2 separate regions of the Homo sapiens genome follow, and region 2 is linked to region 1. A link is an interaction called in ENCODE POLR2A ChIA-PET data of the cell type or tissue named here. Cell type or tissue: OCI-LY7. All regions are shown on one strand. Each heading gives the region's core, and the rest is flanking DNA. Links, peaks and the distances in the headings are about the cores only.

The links. ChIA-PET counts read pairs that join two places held together with the same protein. Peaks named below come from ENCODE experiments on the same cell type or tissue, not always from the same donor. Only the 100,000 strongest peaks of a DNase experiment are listed, where the experiment ranks them.
Region 2: POLR2A ChIA-PET joins it to region 1 with 7 read pairs; 2 of 35 experiments call an interaction of 5 or more read pairs at or near these places.

Annotation. Positions count from the first base shown.
Region 1 is chr10:92,787,361-92,791,757 of GRCh38, reverse strand. No RefSeq gene overlaps it. Among named protein-coding and RNA genes, the nearest start is that of EXOC6, 59 kb to the left of the region's middle. In OCI-LY7, for the core only: CTCF peaks have their summits at 2,426 (motif pointing right) and 3,949; DNase peaks (open chromatin) are centred at 2,547 and 3,957; H3K4me3 peaks cover 674 bases; H3K27ac peaks cover 854 bases.
Region 2 is chr10:92,657,067-92,661,463 of GRCh38, reverse strand. It overlaps the pseudogene RN7SL644P and the pseudogene LOC124902594. Among named protein-coding and RNA genes, the nearest start is that of HHEX, 31 kb to the left of the region's middle. In OCI-LY7, for the core only: no CTCF peak of the experiment used is centred there; no DNase peak of the experiment used is centred there.

The DNA.
Region 1 (4,397 bases), core at 292-4,291:
CATATGTATAGGTGGCACACATTACATATTTATTGGACAGTGCTGGTCTAGGTGATAAAAATTTTAAACCTGCTAATTACCTGAATAATTGTATAAATTACTGTATTTGTATCGTAAACAAATTTTTCCATCTAAGAAAAGTTAGATGCATGTTTCCACAACTTTGGATCCGTTTTGGCTGGTTTACATTCAAAACGTACACTGATATTTCCAGGACTTTAAACTGAGCTTCTGTTTTCCCATCTGTAATATTACCCACCTTGTAGTATGTTACAGTGATGTTTACAAGGGATCATCTACTCAAGTTCTTTAGTCTACAATTGTCTAAATGTGAAGTCCTCTTTGGGCTGGAAGCCTAAAGTATATTATGGTTTTACCCCTCCTTGTCCTTCAATGGCCCTACAAAAGCCTAATAAATGTAAGTGTCCTCCTCCTTCCTCTATTCAGTTGTAAGAAAGCACTCATTCACCTATCAATTGTTTCACGTGGATTTTTTTTTTTTTTTTTTTTGAGACAGAGTCTCACTCTGTCGCCCAGGCTGGAGTACAGTAGCACCACTTTGGCTCACTGCAACCTCCACCTCCTGGGTTCAAGCGACTCTCGTGCCTCAGCCTCCCAAGTAGCTGGGATTAAAGGCGCATAGCACCATGACCGGTTTTTTGCTTGTTTGTTTGTTTGTTTTGTATTTTTAGTAGACAGGGGGTTTCACCATGTTGGCCAGGCTGGTCTGGAACTCCCGACCTCAGGTGATCCACCCGCCTTGGCCTCCCAAGGTGCTGGGATTACAGGCGTGAGCCACTGTGCCCGGCCCCACCTGGATTTTTTTAAATGACTTTTTCCAAGTTAACTCCACTTAATATATTATCTCCTTCTGTTCTTTTTTTTGTTTCCTTCTTTTGGATTTGTTCATCATATTCTTATAAAATTAACACTTCATTCTCAAAGCTCCTTGTTCTCTAAGAAACCACCACCAGGTACCCACCTCCTCCCCACTCCCTCCCACTGTGTCCCCTGCAAATACAGACTTCCTAGAAAACCATTTCCTACAGCCTCAGTGATTTGGACATAGCTGTTTGTTTGAAGCAACCATTTCCTTACATGCTCTAATTTCACTTTCAGGTTATACGTCCTTGGTTATTTGGTTCTCTAATTACAGATCCCCTTTTCTAGAAAGGAAGTACAAAATCATTTTACCGTATGTTGTAGCACTGAAATCTGTTTCCCAATCTTTTATTATAAAAGAAGTTGAACTTACACTGTTTAAGATCTATTAACTTTCCTGCAGGCAAACTATTCTTCAATGTTTAAAAAAGTAATTGAGCCAGTCTTTTTCTCTCTCTCTAAAGAAAAAAAATGTTTTGCTCTAGTTCTCAGTTGAAATTTCTAATAAGGGGTCTTAGTAGACAAAAGGGATAACAAAACCTGACATGTGTGAGTGCTTATTATAAATTAAACATTGTATATGTACTTGATAGTTAATATTTCCAACAATGATTCCTAAACACTGCCTAGGGAGAAATTGCTAGGTGCGTTCGTTACCCTGTCTTCTATTTGTCCTTTTTTTGTTGTGTGCTCAGGAAAACCTCAGGGCCCGGGCTTCCCAATACTGGTTTCGAATATTCACACCCGAAGTCACTAATCTTTCTTGTGAACACCTTGTAGTTTGGCCCTTGATTAATTCAATCAGTGATTAGCACTTCTACAACAAGTGTTAATCTCTCTTTTGAAATACCTCTCAAAGCCCAACCCTTTACTGAGGATTTCTGCCCCAGTCAGAGTATACTGGAGAGGATTTCCCTATTGTGAGCAATATCTACAAGGCATTTCCCCTGCACACCACCAGTTTGGGAAAGGCCTGCTTCAAAGTCCTGTTGCACAATTAAAGCACAGAATTATAGGCTCAGGTTTGCACCTACTGCATGCGGTAGACTCCAGCTGAGCATAGCTAGTGATCCTGTTAAAAGCAGGGGCCAGGCTGGGCATGGTGGTTCATGCCTGTAATCCCAGCACTTTGGGAGGCCGGGGTGGGCAGATGGCTTGAGGTTAGGAGTTCAAGACCAGCCTGGCCAACACGGTGAAACCCTGTCTCTACAAAAATGCAAAAATTAGCCGGGCATGGTGGCACACAACTGTAGTCTCAGCTACTCAAGAGGCTGAGGTGGGAGGATCACTTGAGCCCAGGAAGTCAAGGCTGCAGTAAGCCAAGATCGGGCCACTGCACTCCGGCCTGGGTAACCAGAGTGAGACCCTGCCTCAAAAAAAAAGAAAAAGAAAAAATATTTTTTTGTTTTTTAAAGCAGGGGGCAGATTCTTTTGCAAAGCTGGAGGCCTTAATCAATAAGAAATAAAAATAATTTTAAAAAAACAGAAGAAGAAGAAAAGGAGCCAGATTCTTCAACACCAGGAGACCAAAACGAATAAACCTCCAGAGGGCACCCCCAGCAGTTCAGTCTGGGATGAGGGGACTCGAGGCCGGACAGAGCCGAGCTAGGCACCGTTCTTGGGTTTCCAGCCACCCAGATGCTCAGTTGCTCAAGTGTGACAACTAGGGCCTTCTCAGAAGCAGCCGGTACAGCCTCAAACGCTTCAGCTGGCAGGTGTGAAGGCCTCCAGCTCTTCGAGAGCAGTTTTCTTCCTGACAATGGGTGTCTATCAACTAACAAATAAAATTTGAGATGGACCCTGCAATTGTCCTTCCCATTTTACAAGGGAGGATATGGGTTTGCCTTGACCACTGTCTAGGCTCACACTCCGCAAGTGGCAAGCCCTGAGAAGACACCCCACATGAAGAAAGACAAACACAACCAGCTAACTTCTCCTCTTGCATTTGAAAGAGAACAGCTTTGATCTTAGTTTCATGGTAGGTGGTCAGCTTTCATTGATTTCAACTTTTTTTTTTCTAAGTTTCCCATAAAGGAAAATTTCTCCATCCTCCCCACTACTTCCAGAATACTGGGGGATTTCTCTCAACATAAAAGAATGTTGGAGTCTTTTAATTTCTAAGGGATCATGGCAACCAATTTGAATATTTTTCTCTATAGCACAACAGTCATGTCACAATCTTACCTTTAGAATATGTTTTCATTCTTCCCACTCATCAACTCTTTGACATAGGTACAGAAAATATCTTCATCCTATTTTGCAGATCTGAAAGTAGAGGCCCAAAAAGATCCTGTGTCTGACTTAAACCACACAGCCATGTTACTGAGTGGGGCTGAGATTTAAACTCAGGTCCCTCCAACTTCCATGGCCAAGACCGTAACTACCATGCTCTTAGCCACCATAATCAGGAGCCCTGATTGGGCTTCTTCTCAATCAGTGGGATCAAAACTTGGTGTGAACTAATTCTTAGCAGCAGAGCAACGACTAGAAAACAATTGGCAGGCATCCACAGCTGCACCAGGCCAAAGAGAGTATGTATTTGTCCACAGCCAAGCCAAGGGAATGGAAGAGCCCCAGAGCCAGGCATGGTGGTAGCAGCCAGTTGTACAAAGACCCATGGAACTGGGGCCAAAAGGAGTGAGAATTCCAAAGGAAGTCAAGGGCAGCCATGAGTGAACATGTGCTTTCATTACGCTTCCCTTTCATACTCTCCTAGACCAGATGAACCTGGACCAATGAATGGTTCTTGAGCTTTATAGTAAGATCTCTGAGGAAGGGTTGGGGGTGCTTATTAAAACACAGATTTCTAAGTCCACCTTATTCCTATGAATCAAAATCCCCGAAAGTGAGACCCCAGAAGCTTGTGTAAACAAGCTTCCCAGGGATGCCGACCACACCTGGAGAAGCAAGGACCAGATGGCAGAGGCGGGTCTGCAGGTGTGTGTGGCTTCCTGCAGTAAAGACAGCTCTGCCTGCTCCTGCATTTAGTTAACAAAAGCAGATGAGCAGGAGAAAGTTTCTCATGTGCTGAAACAAGAAAAGAGAAAAGAGTTACTAAAAGACGTGTGAAAGCGACAGGAGCAAATGTCCCAACCTATCCCAGAGAGGGCTTCAGCAGCACGGAGGCACAGGTGTGGTGAGGTCAGAGGGAAGACGCCGCCACCTGGGCATTGTCTACCAAAACCAGGCAGTGCAGGTGACAGGTTCCTTGCTGCAACGGGAAGGGGAAGCAGATGAGAGAACAACAGCAAGGAAGAAGCTTGTAATACGTGTTTTACCTCAGCTGTCATTCTAACTGCTGCACACGCAGGCACACAAAACATTTTTTTAAGTTTTTGTTTGTTTGTTTGTTTTTGAGACAGCCTCACTCTGTCGCCCAGGTTGGAGTGCAGTGGTGCAGTCATGGCTCACTGCAGCCTCTATCTCCCAGACTCAAGCAATCCTCCCACCTCAGCCTCCCGAGTAGCTAGGACCACAAGTGCATGCCACCACGCCTGGCTAATTTTTAAATTACT
Region 2 (4,397 bases), core at 186-4,185, 130 kb after region 1:
CATATGTTAGGCCTATGACATATGAGACAAATCTCAATACATTTAAATTGACTGCAGTAATACCAAGTATTTTTCTCCAACTATAATGGAACAAAATTAGAAATAAACAACAGAAGGACATTTGAGAAGTTCACAGATATGAGGAAATTAGACAACACACTCCTAAATAACCCGTTGGTTAAAGAAAAAGTCACAAGGGATATTATAAAATACTATGAGAGGAATGAAACAAATATACAACACACCAAAATTTATGGGATGTAACTAAAGCAGTGCTGAGGAAGAAATTTATAGTTGTACATACCTATATATATTATATAACTACACCTACATACATATATGTATGTATGTATGCATATGTGTATCAAGTGATCCTCCTGCCTTAGCCTCAGCTGGGACTACAGGTGTGTGTCACCATACTCAGCTAATTTTTTTTTTTTGAAATGGGATCTCACTCCATCACTCAGGCCAAGATGCGGTGGCACAATCTCGGCTCACTGCCACCTCTGCCTCCTGGGCTCAAGCAATCCTCCCACCTCAGCCTCCCCAAGAAGCTGGGAATAGAGACATGCTCCACCACCCCCAGATAATTTTTTCTATTTTTGGTAGAGATGGGGGTCCCACCAGGTTGCCTAGGCTGGTCTTGAACTCCCATGCTCAAGTGATCTGCCTGCCTTTGACTCCCAAAGTGTTGGATGAAAGGCGTGAGCCACTGCACCCAGCCAAATTTTTAATTTTTTTGTTTTCTAGAGATGGGGTCTTGCTATGTTGCCCAGGCTGCTCTCACATTCCTGACCTCAAGTGATCCTCCTGCCTCAGCCTCCAGAGTAGCTGAGATTATAGGCACAAGCCACCGTTTAAATTTTTCTAGTTTTACATGTGATTTCCTCTTTGATGAGTAGGTTTAGAAGTGTGTTGTTTATCGTTTCTCGGCCTTTTGGCTAAGATCAAGTGTAGAAGTGTGTTGTTTAATTTCCAAATATTTGGACATATTTGGGGAATTAGACTTGACTTAAAATTGAGTTAAACTTGAAGTCAATAATACATAGTTGGAAAATCCCCAACTATGTATTATTGACTTCAAGTTGTATGACTTGTATTGACTTCAAGTTGTGTGTATTGTTGACTTCAAGTTGTATGTATTGACTTCATACTTGTATGATTTCAATTCTTTAAAACTTGTGGAGTTGTTTTTTAATGACCCAGAATATAGTTCATATTGTTTGAATGTTTCAAGCACTTCACAAATAATATATTCCCCTATTGTTGGGTATATTGTTCTATAAATATTCATTAGGTCAAGGTGGTTGACAGAGTTGTCAGGTCTTCAATATCTTTATTGATTTTCTTTCTAGTTCTGTTACTTAAAATGCTCAAGTCTCTAGCTATAACTGTGGATTTGTTTATTTCTCCTTTCAGTCCTGTCAGTTTCTAGCACCTCTGTTGTTAGGTACGTACATATGTAGAATTGTTATACCTCTTTGTGAATTAACATCTTTATCATTATGTAATGTTCCTTTTTATCCTTGGTGACATTCCTCATTCTAAAGTCAACTTTGGTAGTAATATAGACACTCTAGCTTTCTTTTGATGAGGGTTTGTGTATCTTTCCCATCCTTTTCTTGTTTATCTGTATATATCTTTTCTATTTGAAGTGGGCTTCTTGTAGATAGATTATAATTACTTTTTATCCAATCTGATGATCTATCTTTTAGTTTATTTAAACCGCTTACATTTAATGTTATTGGGCTTAAATATATCCATTTGCTACTTCTTTTCTGTTTATTTTCTTTGTTCTTTGTCCCCTTTTCCTCATTTTCTGTAATTCTAAAATTAACTGAGTACTTTTATGAATCTGTTTTATATCCATTAAAATTTTTGCCTAGTTATTGCCCAAAGGCTTACAATATACATCATGAATTAACCATGGTCTACTTTCAAAAATTATTATACTGATTCATATATAGTGTAAGAACCCTGGCCAGGTGCAGTGGCTCCTGCCTGTAATCCCAGCATTTTGGGAGGCCGAGGTGGGTGAATCATCTGAGGTCGGGAGTTCGAGACCAGCCTGACCAACATGGAGAAACCCTGTCTCTACTAAAAATACAAAAATCAGCTGAGCATATTGGCAGGCGCCTGTAATCCCAGCTACTCGGGAGGCTGAGGCAGGAGAATCGCTTGAACCTGGGAGGCGGAGGTTGCAGTGAGCCGAGATTGCGCCATTGCACTCCAGCCTGGGCAACAAGAACAAAACTCTGTCTCAAAAACAAACAAGAAAAAGAGTATCACTCTGTCACTCAGGCTGAAGTGCAGTGGTGCAATCTCGGCTCACTGTGACCTCTGCCTCCCAAGTTCAAGCGATTCTCCTGCCTCAGCCTCCCGAGTAGCTGGGATTACAGGCACCCGACACCACACCTGGCTATTTTTTGTATTTTTAGTAGAGACGGGGTTTCACAATGTTGCTCAAGCTGGTCTCAAACTGTTGACCTCAGGTAATCCGCCCTCCTTGGCCTCCCAAAGTGCTGGGATTACAGGCTAGTTCCAACATATTTCCAACACCCCAGAAGAAAATCCCATACCCATTAAGCAGTCACTCTGCATTCCCCTCACACCAGATTTAACCACCACCAGTCTGCTGACTCTATGAATTTACCTATTCTGGATATTTCATAAAACTGGAATCATAGAATATGTGAACTTTTGTGTCTTCTTTCACTTAGCATAATGTTTTTGAGGTTTATCCATATGGTAGCCTGTATCTGTACTTCATCTTTATGGCTGAGTAATGTATCATACGTATATAATCATTTTGTTTATCCATTCATATATTGATGGGTTGTTTACACCATTGGGTCATTGTGAATAGTGCTGCTATAGCATCTGTGTATAAATTTTTGTGGATGCATGTTTTCTTTTCTCTTGGGAAGACAGCTAGGAATGGAATTGCTGGGCTATATGGTAATTCTGTTTATCTTTTCAGGAACCACCAAACTCTTTGTCTACAGTGGCTGAACCATTTTACATTCCCATGAGCAATGTACAAGGTTCCCATTTTCAGGCTGGGCGGGGTGGCTCACGCCTGAAATCTTAGTACTTTGGGAGGCCAAGACAGGTGGATCACTTGAGATCAGGAGCTCAAGACTAACCTGGGCAACATGGCGAAACCCCATTTCTACTAAAAATATAAAAATTAGCCAGAAAAAAAATTAGCTGGGTGTGATGGTAAGCACCTGTAATCCCAGCTACTCCAGAGGCTGAGGCAGGAGAATCACTGGAACCCAAAAGGTGGAGGTTGCAGTGAGCTGAGATAGCACCACTGCACTCCAGCCTGGGTGACAGAACGACACTCCATCTCAGAAAACAAGAAGGCTCCCATTTTCCAGCATCCCCAACACCACTTTTTTTTTTCTGTATTTTTTGTTATAGCCATCCTTCTGGATGTGAAGTGGTATCTCACTGTGATTTGGATTTGCATTTCTCTGATTGCCACTGTCTTTCTGCTTCCAAGATCCTCTTTTCAGTTTTGGACAGTTTATATATGTCTCGACATGGATCTTTCCTGACTTATCCTATTTGGAGTTCTGCAAACTTCTTGGATGGGTACATTCAAGTGTTTTCACAAATTTGAGGTGTTTGGGGCCATTATTTCTTCAAATATTCTTTCTGCCCCTTTCTCTCTCCTCTCCTTCTGAAACTCCTATTTTGCAAAGGTTGGTATGCTTGGTGGTAATCCATAGCTTTCTTAAATTGCTTCTTTCCTTTGTTCTTCTGCTCCTCAGATGGATAATTTCAATTGATCTACCTTCAGCTTCACTGATTCTTTCTACTGTCTGGCCATATCTGCTATTAGAACCATTTTTTCCCCCTTTTTTTTATTGCACTTTTCAGCTAATTTTTATGGTTCCTTTTTATAATTTCTTTGACAATCTCTATGAGACATTGTTTCCCTGTATTCCCTTAGCTCTTTGAGCACTTTTGAGACAGTTGATTTACAAATTTTGTCTTAAAGTCCAATGTCTATGCTTCCTCAGATAGTTTATTCTAATTTTTTCTGAGTGGGCTATACTTTCTTTGCATGCTTCACAGTTTTTTGTTGAAAGCTGAATATTACTTTACTATTAACTCTGGAAACCAGATTCTTCACTCCTCAGGGTTTTTGTTACTTGCTGTGGGTTGTAGTGGTTTGTTTAGTGACTTGTATATATTTAGAGACAAAGTCTCACTCTGTTCCCGAGGCTGGAATGCAGTGGCGCAATCATAGCTGACTGTAGCCTCAAACCCCTGGGCTCAATCAATCCTTCCACCTCAGCCTCCCAAGTGGTTGGGACTATAGGCCTGTGCCACCATGCCCAACTAATTAAAAAAAATTTTTTTTTTATAGAGACGAGTTCTCACTA